2 separate regions of the Homo sapiens genome follow, and region 2 is linked to region 1. Evidence: read pairs that join two places in POLR2A ChIA-PET (ENCODE). Cell type or tissue: OCI-LY7. All regions are shown on one strand. Each heading gives the region's core, and the rest is flanking DNA. Links, peaks and the distances in the headings are about the cores only.

The links. Peaks named below come from ENCODE experiments on the same cell type or tissue, not always from the same donor. Only the 100,000 strongest peaks of a DNase experiment are listed, where the experiment ranks them.
Region 2: POLR2A ChIA-PET joins it to region 1 with 13 read pairs; 5 of 35 experiments call an interaction of 5 or more read pairs at or near these places.

What each region holds. Positions count from the first base shown.
Region 1 is chr4:39,132,012-39,140,351 of GRCh38, forward strand. It overlaps a transcript of KLHL5 not described here. Among named protein-coding and RNA genes, the nearest start is that of WDR19, 46 kb to the right of the region's middle. RefSeq lists a silencer at 3,551-3,600. In OCI-LY7, for the core only: a CTCF peak has its summit at 3,493 (motif pointing left); DNase peaks (open chromatin) are centred at 2,890 and 3,480; H3K4me3 peaks cover 541 bases; H3K27ac peaks cover 932 bases.
Region 2 is chr4:38,884,359-38,892,698 of GRCh38, forward strand. It overlaps FAM114A1 (family with sequence similarity 114 member A1), which reads left to right. Exons shown (of 15, transcript NM_138389.4): 4 at 7,385-7,472. Among named protein-coding and RNA genes, the nearest start is that of MIR574, 20 kb to the left of the region's middle. RefSeq lists enhancers at 356-525, 6,585-6,754. In OCI-LY7, for the core only: no CTCF peak of the experiment used is centred there; no DNase peak of the experiment used is centred there.

The DNA of each region.
Region 1 (8,340 bases), core at 323-8,322:
TGTCGACCTCCCAGGGGATGGGATAGAGAACTCAAAACCTAGGATCTGTCCAAGGTGGGAAGATCCTATTTCTATATAGCTGGGACCTCTAAGTACTACAGCTTCGAAGGTAAGGACAAACCAGAAGAACACCTACCTCACTCCCCATTATCAGGAGACTACAAAAAAAGGAAAGGAAATGCATTGGAATGTCCAGGAAGAGGTGACCACAAACCAGTCTCCCCGGAAAGCTGCAGCCCAGATTCACGTTACTTGAAAAAGGAATCTGAATAATCCTATTTATTTAAAGAAAATCTTCCCACAAAGAAAACTCTAAACTGGGCGTGTTGGCTCACTCTTGTAATCCCAGCACTTTGGAAAGCTGAGGCGGGTGAATCACTTGAGCTCACAAGTTCGAGACCAGTCTGGGCAAAATGGCAAAACTCTGTCTCTACTAAAAATAAAAAAAGTGGCCAGGTGCCATGGTGCGCACCTGTAGTCCCAGCTACTTAGGAGGCTGAGTTGGGAGGCTCACTTGAGCCCAGGAGCAGAGGTTGCAGTAAGCCGAGATCACCGCACTGCACTCCAGCCTGGGCGACAGAGTGAGACCTCATCTCAAAGAAAAAAAAAAAAGAAAGGAAAAGAAAACTCTAGGCCTTGATATTTTCATTGTCATTTTCTACCAGTCAAGGAAGACTATCTTTCTGAAAGGTATTTAAGCAGAAAAATAAATGCCCACAGAAAATAGCACAAGGGAAACGCCCTAGCTACACAATTTTAGTACATTTCTCATTCATATTCCCTTCAACAATGCTAAAACGTGTTCATTTCATTACACTAAGCAATTCTATAATTACTCAAAATATGGTGAAAGACTTTCTTCTCTAATTCTATCTAGTCTTTCATATTGCTCACTATATTGACTGCCATTACTATAATCTGTTAAATAATGAGCATTTCAGAAAGTATTGTAATACCTAAAAATGTTAAATGATAGTCTAGTCGCAGGAATCAAAACCACAGTCCATCCACATCTGCACACTGGTGACAAGTCGTCTGACCATAATAAAATAATAACTTAATATTATATATTTTAATAGTCATAATTTTAAAATTATTCTCTCTTGTTAGTAATAAAAATTATTCAGGTCAATTTTTCTTTGGCTTATCCAGCAGATGTTTTAGATTAAATCAAAGTGTTAAAAATTATGCTAATTTATGATTCTTGGTTGTTTGCTGATACTGCATAGTTAATGGTATTTAGCACATTGTCATTTTTTCAACTAATTACATTGTGCTTTAAGATTTGAGCTAAAGATTTTTTTGCACTGAATTATGTACATTCATATAATAACCTGTGAGTATAGACTCCCAGGGAGCCAGGTAGAACTATTCAATTAAAGTTCATGATAAAAATGTGATAAGTATTATTGGCATAAGGAATATACTTAAAATTAAGGGTTTCATCTGTATGACTCACACCTGTAACCCAAGTGCTTTGGGAGGCTGAGGCAGGAGGATTGCTTGAGGCCAGGAGTTCAAAACCAGCCTGGACAACATAGCAAGACCCCATTTCCTAAAAAAAAAAAAAAAAGTTTTTAATTAAAAAAAAATTTTTTATCTGTAGTAAGGCAAAGTTCCCAAACAAATACATATTTAAATGAGCACCTTTCTGAAGGACAAAGATAGAGAAAAATGCCCAATATAATATTATACCTCAGCATTCTAGGTCAAAAGACCTAGAAACTATAGCTCTATAGTCAGCAAACTACAGCCCACAGGTCAACTCTGTCTGCTATTTGTTTTTATAAATAAAGTTTTATTGGAACACAGACATGCTCATTTGTTGATGTCTGTAGCAGCTTTTGTGTTATGACAACAAAGTTGAATAGCTGTGACAGCGACTATATCTTTTTCTTGACATTTACAGAAAACATTTCCAACCTGTGCATGGGGGATCATTCTTCCGTCACCTAGAATATGAGGCCTCCGAGAGGATGAGAATGAGGGAAAAAACTACAAAGAAAATGGTAGCAAATACTAGCAAAGAAAATGGTAAGCCAAGGTAAAGCTTCCAATGATAAGAAAGTAATTGAAAGAAGAGAGCATGGGGTGAAAGACCGAGGAATGAGGGCCTGAGCTCCACATGTCAGGGCCACCCTGAGAAAGTCTCTAAGAGCCTCTGAGAAAGTTTTCTCTGGGTCTGAAAACAATTAGGGACTATCTTAGCTGTGGAGGCACCTAAGTGAAATTGAGTTAAAAATTCATATTTTATTAAATTGCTTTAGACTTGTTCATTTGATTATTTTAACATAGGGAGGTTGAGTCAACTTGATATGTGACAGACACTGTACTAAGTAAGCATTTCATATGTATGTTAACTCATTTAATTTTTACAACAGCTGTATGAAGTAGATATGACTATTCCCAGTTAATGATACGCAAACTAGCTAGTAAATGTCAGAGCCAAATTTCAAAACCAACCAGATCTGTATGACCTTAGAGCCTTTTAAAAAATCTTTGCAAGATTGCTACATGGAGGTGAGTTTAAGCTGTCTACATTACACAGGATGATACATACTTGATGCCAAGATACATCCTCACCACATCTGTGCTACATTTTAAGTTTTTACTTTTAGTGAGTAGAAACAGGCTATATAATTCTGCCTATGGTGTGCCTGAATGGATACACACACAGAGAGGTTTCATAAGTGCCTTTCTATTTTCTTTTTAAATATGTTCTGTGAAAGGACAAAAGAAGGGCATTTTAGAAAGGATGGCATAGTTAATGACTTGGGTGCAGAGGGCTGTTGCTGTCAATAAAGCAGAGAGCAGGGATGCTGAGTGGAGCAGTCATGAATGGAAATGAGAGCATGAGCCATTAGCAGGAAGTCATAAACCCATTATTAGAAGTTTCATGTCATTGAAGGGAGCCAAATGCTTTACAATTCTAAGGACTATGAATAGCCACCTAAGGAGGATGCGTCTGCTGCTGTGATGTATCAGACAGAGTCCAGTTGGGAGACAGAAATCACAGGGTAATCTGAACAGGGAAGATTTTAAATAAATAATCATGTCCCATAACAGAGGATTGGACTCAGAAAGGATTGGCTGGTTATCAGGATCTGAGATTTGCTTTTGCCCTACTGGAGCTAATAAGCTGACCTGTTATGGTTTCATGGATGCTGGCAGAAGACATCCATGGGTTGAAGGAAAAGGATTTTATTACTGAAGGCACAGAAAGCAGTAGGAATATCGTGTTGGGGTCACTTCCCTGTGCCCTTCAATTCCCACAGGAACAAGACAGAGGATCCCAGGTGGAAATCCACGGAGCTTGGGAAATCCACTGCTTTTATAGTAAGTGGTAGGCTATCCTGCTCTTTGTCCTGGAGATTTCTCGCTGCAAACACAACCCTGAGAAATGGCCCAGCTAATCAGTAGTGGGCGGGGACGCTCAGAACCCGCAGCAGAGTGCCTCTCCCCTTCCTTCTGCAATGTCTCCAGCACCCTCTACCGACAAAATTAGCACTGTGCAGACTGGCGAAGGAGAAAAAGGCTCATGTCCACGTTGACTGAGCAGGTAATGAAGACTGGATTTGTAGATGAGAAGCACTAATTAAAAACTGGTGTGGGCCGGGCGCGGTGGCTCATGCCTGTAATCCTAGCACTTTGGGAGGCCATGGCGGGTGGATCACCTGAAGTCAGGAGTTCGAGACCAGCCTGGCCAAGGTGGTGAAACCCTGTCTCTACTAAAAATACAAAAATTAGCCGGACGTGTTGGTGCGCTCCTGTAATCCCAGCTACTTGGGAGGCTGAGGCAGGAGAATCACTTGAACCTGGGGGGCAGAGGTTGCAGTAAGCCGAAATCACACCATTGCACTCCAGCCTGGGCAACAAGAGCAAAACTCCATCTCAAAAAACAAACAAACTGGCGTATATGTTTATCAGCAGTACCAGACACGGCCGAATTATGATATGGTCCAAAAAGGGACAGTGATTCAATTCATTCTAACACGTGTGTGTGTGTGTGTGTGTGTGTGTGTGTGTGTGAGATCGCCACTATGTTCTCAGAGCTAAGGTAGCTCAAAGACATGAAAAAAAATCTACTCAAAACATAGATAGTACTTAAATAATTTAAAGTTTATTTTTAAAAATCATTTCCCTTCCTTAATAATAATAATTTTTTTTTTAACTGAGTCTTTCTCTGTCACCCAGGCTGGAGTCAGTGACATGATCTCTGCTCACTGCAACCTCCACCTGCCGGGTTCAAGAGATTCTCCTGTCTCAGCCTCCCGAGTAGCTGGGATTACAGGTGCCCACCACCAAGTCTGGCTAATTTTTGTATTTTTAGTAGAGACGCGGTTTCACCATGTTGGCCAGGCTGGTCTCCAACTCCTGACCTCAGGTGATCTGCCTGCCTCAGCCTCCCAAAGTGCTGCGATTATAGGCGTGAGCCACCATACCCAGCCCCTTCCTTAATAATTCAGGCCTAAAGCCATTAGGTAGTGTATAGGAAGGATGGCATCCACAGTGGTGTCGAGAGGACTCATGGTGACCCAATGTGGGGTATTGGAGTCCAAGCAGGGTGAAGAGGGTGGGCTACAGGGTGGGTGACCTGGCACAGGGTCTCAGACCCCCATCAGAGTAAGGACAGCGTCCACACAGCACGGCAGCCTGGCCCGGACTGTCAGAGCCTGAGTAGGATGAGGGAGATATCCACACCTGAGAACAGCCCAGCACCTGGGGGATTAGAGCCTGGGCACGATGGGGAAGGTGCCTGTCCAGGGGACAGCCTGCAGTGGCTAGTTAGCCAGGGCCCAGGGAGGGAGAGGACAGCACCCCTGTGCATGGTGTGGGCTTTCAGAGCCCAAGCGTTGCAAGGAGGCCATCCACGACGGAGAACTGCCTGGAAAGGAGAGTGAGAGCCAAGCAGGAAAACATGGGCATCTGGGCCGGAGTGGGTGTGGTAGCAGAAATTGGAGATTGTTTCCATAGAAGATTGATCAAACTAGTAATTATCTTAAGGAAAATGAAAGACAAGGTTTTCACTGTTGGAGAAGGAAGTTACAAATACAGCAGAGGAAAAAACAAGGATGACCCCCGTGGTGTTGAATTGGAATTCGGCATATTGTTGTAAACTCACGGTTTTCAAGATAGAGATAATAGATTAATAAATACATATGCAAATATGTGCGTGTGTGTGTATAGAAAGATAAGTAGACAGATATAGACCAACAGATATTCCTTAGGTAGACAGATACAGACCAACAGATATTCCTTAACTCTGAACTGAGCCAGCCTGAGAATAGCAATAAACACACCTCATGTCCAGGTCTTGGCTTCTAAATACCAATTTTTACAAAAAAAAAAAGAATGATCTTCACTTTGGGAGGCCAAAGTGGGGAGGATCACTTGAGCCCAGGAGTTTGAGACCATCCTGGGCAATATAGTGAGTCCCTGTCTCTACAAAAAATAAATAAAAAATTATCTGAGCATGGTGGTGCACACCTGTAGTCCCAGCTACTTGGGAGGCTGAGGTGGGAAGATTGAGCCCAGGAGGTCGAGGCTGCAGTGAACCCTGATCACGTTGCTGCACCCCAGCCTGGGTGATGGAATGAGACCCTGTCTCAAACAAAAACAAACAAACAAAGAATAAAATATCTTGGAGAAATGGCTGATTCCAGAGCTGGGGCATGGAAAATACAAGGTGAACCGGGAACATCTTACCATCTAACCAAAAAACGAGGTTGTGCTCAAAGACTGATGAAGACATTGTGGCCCAGTTGGATGGGCTTCCACTGGCCAAATAGGAGACAATTTAAGCATAAAAATAAATAAGATCTAATAGCCAGCATCTATATGGAACTTAAACAAATTTACAAGAAAAAAACAACTCCATTAAAAAGTGGGCAAAGGACAAGAACGGACACTTTTCAAGAGAAGACATACATGCACCAAGAATCCATGAAAAAAAGCTCAGCATCACTGATCATTACAGAAAAGCAAATCAAAACCACAATGAGATACCATCTCACACCACACTATTATTACAAAGTCAAAGAATAACAGATGCTGGCAAGGAAAAAGGAGCACTTATACACTGAAGTGCTCCTTTTACACACAAGTTACACACAAGTGAAAAAGCACTTATGCACTGTTGGTGGGAGTGTAAATTAGTTCAGCCATTGTGGAAGATGGTGTGGTGATTCCTCAAAGACCTAAAAACAGAAATACCATTTGACCCAGCAATACCATTACTGGGTATATACTCGAAGGAACAGAAATCATTCTATTATAAAGACATATGCACATGTATGTTCATCGCAGCACTATTCACAATAGCAAAGACATGGAATCACCCTAAATGCCCATCAATGATAGACTGAATAAAGAAAATGTAATACATGCACACCATGGAATACTATGCAGCCATAAAAAATAATGAGACCATGTCCTTTGCAGGGACACGGATGGAGCTGGAGGCCATTATCCTTAGCAAACTAACACAGGAACAGAAAACCAAATACTGGATGTTCTCACTTATAAGTAGGAGCTAAATGATGAGAACTCATGGACACATAGAGGGGAACAACATACACTGGGGCCTAATGGAGGGTGGAGGGTGGGAGGAGGGAGAGGATCAGGAAAAATAGCTAATGGGTACTAGGCTTAATACCTGAGTGATTAATTAATCTGTACAAGAAACCTCCATGACACAAGTATACCTATGTCACAAACCTGCACATGTACCCCTGAACTTAAAATAAGTTAAAAAAATTAAATTAAAAAATGAGAACCATGAACTATAACCATTTGAATAAAATAGGAACGCATATAAATATAAATAAAATAAATACATAAATTGAAAGTTTGATGAGGAACAAGATGTTTACATCGTTTTAAAGTAGCTCCCCCCAAATATTTATTTTTTTCAAAGGTCAGAGAGTAACTTTCAGTTGAGAAGCCTTGCAGACATCACCTTAATTAAGTCATCAAACTGCACACCATCAGCTGGGCGTGGTGGCTCACGCCTGTAATCCCAGCACTTTGGGAGGCCAAGGCAGGTGGATCACCTGAGGTCAGGAGTTGGAGACCGGCCTGTCCAACATGGTGAAACCCCCTCTCTACTAAAAATACAAAAATTAGCTGAGCATGTTGGCAGACGCCTGTAATCCCAGCTACTCGGGAGGCTGAGGCAGGAGAATTGCTTGAATCCAGGAGACGGAGGTTGCAGTGAGCCGAGATCACACCACTGCACTCCAGCCTGGGCATCAAGAATGAAACTCCATCTCAAAAAAAAAAAAAAAAAGAAAAGCCCATCATCAATACTGGGACAAATGATAATCTTGCCTAAACTATGGAGACAGTAAAAAGATCGGTGGGCACTAGGGGTTAGGGGAGAGGGAAGGATGAGCAGACAGAGCACAGGGTTTTTTCAGGGCAGTGAAACTATTCTGTATGACACTATAATTATGGGTGCATGTCATTATGCGTTTGTCCAAACTCACAGAATGTACCACACCAAGACTGGACCCTAATATAAACTGTGGACTTTAGGTGATGATGCATCAATGTGGGCCTCAGTTGTAACAAATGTAGCACTCTGGCGGGGGAGGTTGATAACGGGGGAAGGCTATGCATGTGTAAGGCAGGGGATATATGTGAACTCTGTACCTTCCGCTCAATTTTGCTGTGAACCTAAAAAACAAAATCTATTTCTTTAAAAAATCTTACTTCACATGATAGGATGCAATGAGAGGACGCAATAGTATCACTTCTGTGATGTTCCTGCCAAAGATGCATAATCTGGATCTAATCATGATAAAACACCAGACAAACTAAAATGGCAGGTCATCCTACAGAATAGCTAGCTTGGAACTTTCAAATGTGCTAAGGGATGAGATCTGAGGAAAGACTGAGTAACTGTACTAGATCAAAGACAAAAGAGACATGAGGCTGGGCGCGGTGGCTCACACCTGCAATCCCAGCACTTTGGGAGGCCGAAGCAGGCGGATCACTTAAGCTCAGGAGTTCGAGACCAGCCTGGGCAACATGGCAAAACCCCATCTCTAAAAAATAAACAAAAATTAGCAGGGTGTGGTGGTGCATGCCTGTATTCCCAGCTACTTGGGGGGGGCTGGGGCAGGAGGATTGCTTGAACCCAGGAGGTCGAGGCTGCCATGAGCCAAGATCACCCCACTGCACTCCAGCCTCAGTGACAAAGTGAGACCCTGTCTCAAACGAAACAAAAAAGAAACATGACAGCTACAAGCAGTGCATAATCCTGGATTGAATCCTTTCGCTATAAAGGACATTATTGAAACAACTGTCAACTTGAATGGCTCTGTGAATTAGATGATA
Region 2 (8,340 bases), core at 194-8,193, 250 kb before region 1:
TGGAGAGATAGGTGATTCAGAGGCTATCAGCACCTATGTGGTTATTTCAGTAATGGAAGTGGGTAAGATGGCTCAGGTGTTAACATATAAATAACAACAGAGGCCAAGCCCTCAGCCCTGGAAGGTTTCTGTCTCTAAGCCAGTTTGGTTGGGCACAGCTCTTAGGGTTTTGTTTTGCTTTTTAAATAGATTATGGTAGCTAGCAAAGAATTTATAGTACAATCTCACCACTACCACATTCTATAAGCGAAATCAAGTTTCAGATCACATTGTACCACACTGACATTTTTAAATGAAACGGTAATTAACAAGAGAGTTGAAAATGGTGTATGAGAACTCTTTCTCATGTAGGCTTGAGAACATCCCATTGTTTAGGTGCTTTGATCACCATCTTGAATGAAAGGTTTACTCAAGGCAACTGTCTGGATTTCAGAGCTAAGGTTTCTTCCCTGATAGCTGGCATCAAGTCACCAGAATTCCCCAGAGTTGAAAGATGGATGGAAGACCATTTACACAGGGCAAAATCCTTTGTAACACCCTATTCATATAAAACTGGGAGGAGCAGAAAATATACTTAACTATTTACACATCTTGAATACTTTTAAAAATTTTTATTTATATTTATTTATTTATTTGAGATAGGGTCTCCCTCTATCGCCAGGCTGGAGTGCAGTGGCATGATCTCGGCTCACTGCAACCTCTGCCTCCCAGATTCAAGTGATTCTCTTGCCTCAGCCTCCAGAGTAGCTGGGACTACCGGCATCTGCCACCATGCCAAGCTAATTTTTGTATTTTAAGTAGAGACCAGGTTTCACCATGTTAGCCAGGCTGGTCTTGAACTCCTGACCTCAGGTGATCCACCCATCACGACCTCCCAAAGTGCTGGAATTACAGACATGAGCCACAAAGCCCGGCCCCGTCCTGTTTTAAAAAAATAGTCTCTCTCTCTCTCTGTTGCCCAGGCTGGAGTGAAGTAGCAAGATCATAGCTCACTGCAGTCTTGAACTCTTGCATTCAAGTGATCCTCTTGCTTCACCTTACCAAATAGATAGGACTACATGTGCATGCCACCACGCCTGGCTAATTTTTTAATTTTTCTGTAGAGACCAGATCTTGCCATGTTGCCCAGGCTGGTCTTGAACTCCTGGCCTCAAGTGATCCTCCTGCCTCGGCCTCCCAAAGTGCTGAGATTATAGGAGTGTGCCACCGAAGCCAGCTCCTTGAATACCTTTATTTTTACCATCTAGAACCCCTTTCAGATATTGAGAATGCTAGTAAATAGTCCACCATGTGTACCAATTAAAACCCATTTTTGCAGTTAGGTGTGGTAATTGGTAAAGCATCAGATGTTACCAGATACAGATAATAGAACCTCTATAAATAGCTGCCTCCAGAGTATGGCTTTCCTGATTAGAATGCTGGCTGACCACCCTGGACTGTGCATATTTTATTGGAATGCTGACAGCACTTGGATTGTAGGTTAATTTGAGAAGCACCCATAATGTCACAATATGCATGTAGAAGCATTCTAATGTAAATAACTGAAATCATACTAAAAGATGGTAAAAAGGAAAAAAAGTGAGAGTCAGAAGATAGGCCATCAGAATAGAACACTCTAAGGCAGATGTAAAAGTGGGTGAGCTTTGGATGCTACCGAGAGGTCAAGTAAGTAATAAAAAGACTAAAATGAGTCCGTGGCTTTGACAACAGGAAGCCACTTGACCTTGATGAGAACGATTTCATGAAGTAGTGGCACAGGAGTCTTGCTGTGGAGGGAGGATGGACAAGGGAGGTGAATACAGAAGATAAGCACCTTTTTTTTTTTTTTTTTGAGACAGAGTCTCACTCTGCCTCCCAGGCTGGAGTGCAGTGGCACGATCTCAGCTCACTGCAACCTCCGCCTCCTGGGTTTAAGCGATTCTCCTGCCTCAGCCTCCCGAGTAGCCGGGATTACAGCATGCGCCACCACACCCGGCTAATTTTTGTATTTTTAGTAGAGACGGGGTTTCACCTTTTTGGCCAGGCTGGTCTCAAACTCCTGACCTCAGGTGATTTGCCCACCTTGGCCTCCCAAAGTGCTGGGTTTACAGGTGTGAGCTATGGTGCCCGGCCACTATAAGCACCTTTTTTAAGAGACAAAGAAGAAAGATGTGGAGCAGACACCAGATAAGTTTGAAAGACACATTTTGTTCATGTCGTGATTTTCATTTGTTGGCTTTAAGATAGAGGAATCATGTGCATGATTAAATGTAACCTATATAGAAAGCATGTATAGAAATGTAGCCTGGGCCGGGCACAGTGGCTCACACCTGTAATTCCAGCACTTTGGGAGGCCGAGGCGGGCAGATCACCTGAGGTCAGGAGTTCAAGACCAGCCTGGCCAACAAGGTGAAACCCTGTCTCCACTAAAAATACAAAAATTAGCCGGGCATGGTGGTGGGTGCCTGTAATCCCAGCTACTCAGAAGGCTGAGGCAGGAGAATCGCTTGAGCCCAGGAGGTGGAGGCTGCAGTGAACCAAAATCACACCACTGCACTCCAGCCTGGGAGACAGAGCGAGACTCCGTCTCAAAAAAAAAAAAAAAAAAGGAATGTAGCCTGTACAGGGAAGCAGCTTGCATAGAAAAAGGCCGAAAAGCTAGGAGAGAGTAAAACCAACCTAACCAGATCGGGAGATGTGTAGGTGGAGGTGCTATGGTACCTAAGAGGAAGGTGCATTTCCATAATAATGAGAGGGAGGAAGTAATTGTGAATCGCAGGGTAGTGTACTTAATTTGTGTTTAGATGGGTTTTTGGTGTAGGCCTGTGTATATTTTGTGCATAAAAAGAACTACTCAAATGTTTAATTGGGTTTAAACAATTCGTGTTCCATCTATGAAGATGACAAACTGAAAAACCCAATCCTTAGGCTTCACGTGAATCTCACAAATCTCACTGTTTAGAAGTCCAGCAAAATCAAACAGTCACTTTCAAGGTACTTTTGGTTAATGTTTGATTTGGTCCTTTTTACCAAGTTACACACGTTTAAATACTTTAAACTGCATTTATAATATATTCTACTTCCTTTTAAAGTACCTGAATTATCTACTTATACAAAACCTTGCTAAGTACTTAATAATTGTTATAAAGCTACTAAAATAAATTTACAGAGTTGACTTAAAGACTCTTAATAATGTGCGGAAACTTGGGATGATTTCAGCTTAAAATCAGAAGTCTAATAATTCAATTATTCATTTTTGATTGATTTTCAAAAACTGTCACTCTAATAGGTCAGATTCCTTCAACATTAGTAGTACAGAAAAGAACAAATATGCCCAAAAATATGAATAGCGTATCTTCCATGCTTTCAACCTTTCTATGTTTAATTTTTAAATCTTCCCAAAGTTGAATGATGCATACTTACCAAGGAAGAAAATTAGCTGGAAATAACTGAGGCCATTTTCAATCAGATATTTTGACAAGAGTTTCAGACTCCAGAGCAATTTTCATCCTCCCAGCTGTCATACTGACCCCCTTTTTAGCGTAGCTATGTCATGAGTTACAAAAATTAAAAAGTGTTGATCACCCTATGAGTTACAAAACTCACAGGTTTCATTGCCCACATCCCTGGATACAAGTTATACGCAGCACCTGATTCTTGATCTGCTCAAGGAAATAGAAGAACCAAGTTGCTCCTTCAGCTTTAAGATAAGTACATATGTTTTCCATCTAAATGATAAAGGCCTTTGAATTTGATGGAGTTCTGGGATTTTACTTTTTTCTATCTAATAATACCTTTAAACTTGATAGCTTAAAATAAATGCATTTTCTATTTAATGATAAAGACCTTTAAATGGGATACTAGATATGAAAATGTCTTTCCTATTTAAAGAACGTTGAACTTGGGCCAGGTGCAGTCACCCGTAATCCTAGCACTTCGAGAGACCAAGATAGAAGGATCACTTGAGGCCATGAGATCAAGACCAGCCTGGGCAACATAGTGAGATCCTGTCTCTACAAAAAATAATTTTTAAAAATTACCTAAGTGTGGTGGTGCATGCCTGTAATCTCAGCTACTTGGGAGGCTGAGGCAGGAAGATCACTTAAGCCCAGGAGTTGGAGGATGTAGTGAGCTATTATCATACCACACACTCCAGCTTGGGCAACAGAGCGAGACTCTGTCTCCTAAAAAGAAAAAAGAACTGTGAACTTGATGGAATCCTACATTCTTTCTTAGTACCACACAAAGGTTTAGATGTTTAAATGATTTCCAGTTGAGTTTTGAATATCCCTTTTGATTAAGCCAAATCTAATTTGCTGTTATAAGAGTTATGGGGAGCAGGCAGGAAGCTGAGAGAGTTCTCATCTGATGGCTTTTTTTCCTCTATGTATTAGGATGTGAAGTTGTCTATGGAAGGAGGTGGGAGTTATGGGGGAAGGGTGAGAAAAACGTCTTTAAATCCCTCTATTGGTAATAGGCAATCTGAGCAGCTCCATGCTGCCTGTTGTAGCATCTCCTAATTGTGTGACATTAAGTCCATTTAAAGTGGAGACCATATTCATGATGAGATATATTTATAATTCATGCTTAACATTTTTTATATTAAATATGTGTATTTAATCATTTGAATATTTACCATTTGATAACATATTTATAGCTGATCAAGAAGTCACAGCTCAATGTCAAAGGACTTTATTAATAAAGCAATTGAAGTAGTCACTTATTATACAGCAAAAAGTTCTAGACTCATTTAACATTTATTTCCATTTGCTAGTCAATTACCAGCTGTCAGAACATAATAAATATTATAAATTTGAGTCAGAAGCTGTCACCTCTAATTGTATTAACTCTTCCTAATCATAGGTAGTGATTTGTCCTGTGAAAGAATGATATTAATCACTGATTTCCATCTGTCTTCATAATGGTGTAAAATTGCTACTGGATTCCATTGCTGAAGTGAAGTAAATCAATGTAGACACCAAAAATGAAAGCAGGCAGTGATGAGTCATGAATATTTCCATTCATGTTAACAAGCTTCTCATTGTTTCCAGACAGAAAGAAAAAAAAAATGACAGCTAACTTTCAAAGCTTTTTGCTTCTTAGTCTTAAAAGCATAGTTTCTTCTTATTATTTCTAGCTCACACTTTTGGAGTACTTCTTATATGCCAGGCACTATGCTCGCAACATTATATGAATTATTTCTTTTGATCTTCACGAACCGGTGAGGTTATTGGTTCCTATACTTATGGCTCTTATGCCACTATTGTTTGCATTTTATAATGAGGAAATGAAGGCTTAAAACAATTTGAGTAACTTGTTGTCCAAAACAGTAGAGCCTGGAGTCAAACCCAAGCAATTTAACTTCCATAACTCAGTCTCAACCAGTACTCTACACTGATGGGTGGCATTTGAATCAGTTAGGAATGCTTTTGAGTCAAAGTAACTAAAATCCAACATATAGTAGTTCACAAAATAGTGATTTTTTTTCTCTCACTTAATACAAAGAATGGAGATAGGCAGCTACTTATGTTGGTTTAGTAGCTCAGCGGAGCCAGGACCAGTGACTGAGACTCCTTGGCCTTTCCCTTGAGGCAGCAAAAATGACTGCTTCAATTTGAAGCTTCAGGTCCACATTCAGGGCAGAAAAAAGAGAAGGGGAAAGAGTGGGCACTCGCTGTAACTATAATGTATCATGAAAGCAAAAACTTTTCCATTTATATATCTCATTGGTTGAAAACTGTTTCATATGGCCATCCTTATCTGCAAGGGTAGAAAATAACAAGGGAGGCTGGGCATGGTGGCTCACACCTGTATTCCTAGCACTTTGGGAGGCCAAGGGGGCGGATCATGAGGTCAAGAGATCAAGACCATCCTGGCCAAAATGGTGAAACCTCGTCTCTACTAAAATAGAAAAAATCAGCCAGGCGTGGTGGTGCGCAACTGTAGTCTCAGCTACTTGGGAGGCTGAGGCAGGAGAATGGCGTGAACCCGGGAGGTGGAGCTTGCAGTGAGCTGAGATCGCACCACTGCACTCCAGCCTGGTGACAGAGCAAGACTCCGTCTCAAAAAAAAAAACAAAAAAAAACAGCAAGGGAGTTGGGAGTTGGGGATGACTAATGGACCAGCTGTGAGTCAAAAGTTATGGAATCTACAAACTCTGTAGGAATTTTCCACTGCCTCCTTACTTTCTTTCTGCCCGCCCTTCCTTCTTTCCTTCCTTCCTTCTTCTCTTTTGAGTAAAAAAGAGCTATGATTCTCCATACAGGTAACTCATAGAATATTTATTCTTGCCTTGTTTTCTAGAATGTGTTCCCAGATAGAAAGAGAAAGCTGTGGTTCCCTACTTGAGTTAGGACTCATTGGTTGCAAGTAACAGAAACACGCATACCTGAGAAAATGGATGAGTTTCAGCCATTTATTCAACAAATATTTATTAAGCATTCATTATATTCCAAGCACTCTTCTAAGCTCTGAGAGTATATCAGTGAATAAAACATTTAAAAAAATGAACAAGAATATGAGAGAATCTCATAGAACCCAAAGATCAGAAAGCAGCAGGGCCTTCAGAGGGACAGAAACCAGGGACTGAGAAGCTGTCAGGAATCCAAACAGCAGCTCTAAGCCAGTCTCCATTCTGCTCACTCTGCCTTCTCTTAATTCTTAGTCTGCGTGGTGGATATAACAGGGTCATCCACATAGCCTGAGTTTTCAACTTCTGTTCATGCACACAGTTCACACTGAACCACAGTCTCTCAGTTCCAATTCCAAAAACCTAGGCAAACGAATTGGAATCCACTGAGGTCAGGGACAGTCTTATCCCTGTGTTATAGGAGTCACTATGAGTGAAGCAGGGCACCTTGAATCAAAGGTTTCTACCTTGCAAGCCTTCCTGTCACTACTGCCCATCCATCGCCAGGTGTATTGACGCTTTTTAGACACTTTGCCCATCATCCATGCCAAAGCACCTGCCTACTGCCCCAGAGTTTAAAAGTTAACTCTACCTTGAAGAGCACATTTTTTAAGCCCTGTAAGAATTGCCTGGGTCCAGATCATTTTGAACTTTTTCAAATCCCTCTTGTGCCCTCATGCGTATCTTTTTCCCATGCAGCCTTTTCCCTGTCTTCTAAATAATAAGAGAGAATCGAGGCTCAGTTAACATCAAACTCCCTTCTCACTTCAAACCAAGCCTTCAGAAGCCAACATCAGCACTAATCAATTTGGTTCCAAAGTACACATTGCAGTGTGGTTTGGGATATTCTTTTATGACCCTTATAAACTATAAGCCAATTAGATACGGTTGTTGGTGATTCTTTTCCAAACCTCCTCTTTGTTTCAAACCAATAGGTGTTTTTCCATTCAGAGATATACTGAATTTCTGACCTGTGGCTAATTTGTTTTTCTCCAGGCTGTGGATTCCCCTCCAAGTGGAGGAGGATGGGCAGGCTGGGGATCCTGGGGCAAATCTCTGCTGTCGTCAGCATCTGCCACAGTAGGTAAGCATTGTATGTTGCATTGGAATAGACAAAGTACCAAAGCCTAATAGGATAGGACGTTTTGATCGTACTGTATACTAATAGAGTTTAACATTAGCCCGTGAGCAAACCATGTTTAGTGCTTACTATTCTAAGTGCTTCATTTATTCCTCCAATACATTTGTTCCTCAAAATAACCCTATATGGAGGAACTGTTGTTTGCTGCACTTTACAGGTAAGGAAGCTAATCAGAGAGAGACTAAGACCTTGACCAAAGTCAGGAATGTCTGGGTTGCAATTTAAAAGCCAAGTAGTATGGCTTTTAGCCACTATATTATATGGTCTTTTAAAGTATAATATATTCTTAAAGCTTCGTGTTTATCGTCCCACTTGAATTTTTTTAGTGCACAACGCATCTACTCCCAAAAAGGATTTGAGATATCTTGATAAAAGGCATTTCATTAGCAGGATATTACAATATAAGGAGAAAACAATGTGCTGGTAGGGAGGATACATATTTTATACATCCCATGGCTAATAGAGTTTTTGTAATTGAGTATTGACCTCAACTCTGAGCTTCTTGGCTGCCAGTACATTATTTATTTCTCTTTGAAAACAAAATTTTAATTTAAATAAATATATTTTTCTGGTTTTAAATTTTTAAAGAAATTTCCTGTATTTGTTCTTATACAAAGAGAAAATATGATGGACAGTGTAGTGTCTTCCTGAGTGCAAATTTGTCATGATATTCTTCATGTTACCATTTCTTATATTCTCTCTTCATGAGAACTGAAGGTATAACATCAATATGTCTAAGATAATTTAGCAAAGGCATTTCATCTTGAAGGTGGAAGATAAGAAGATAGGGGAAGCCACAGGTAACAGAGTT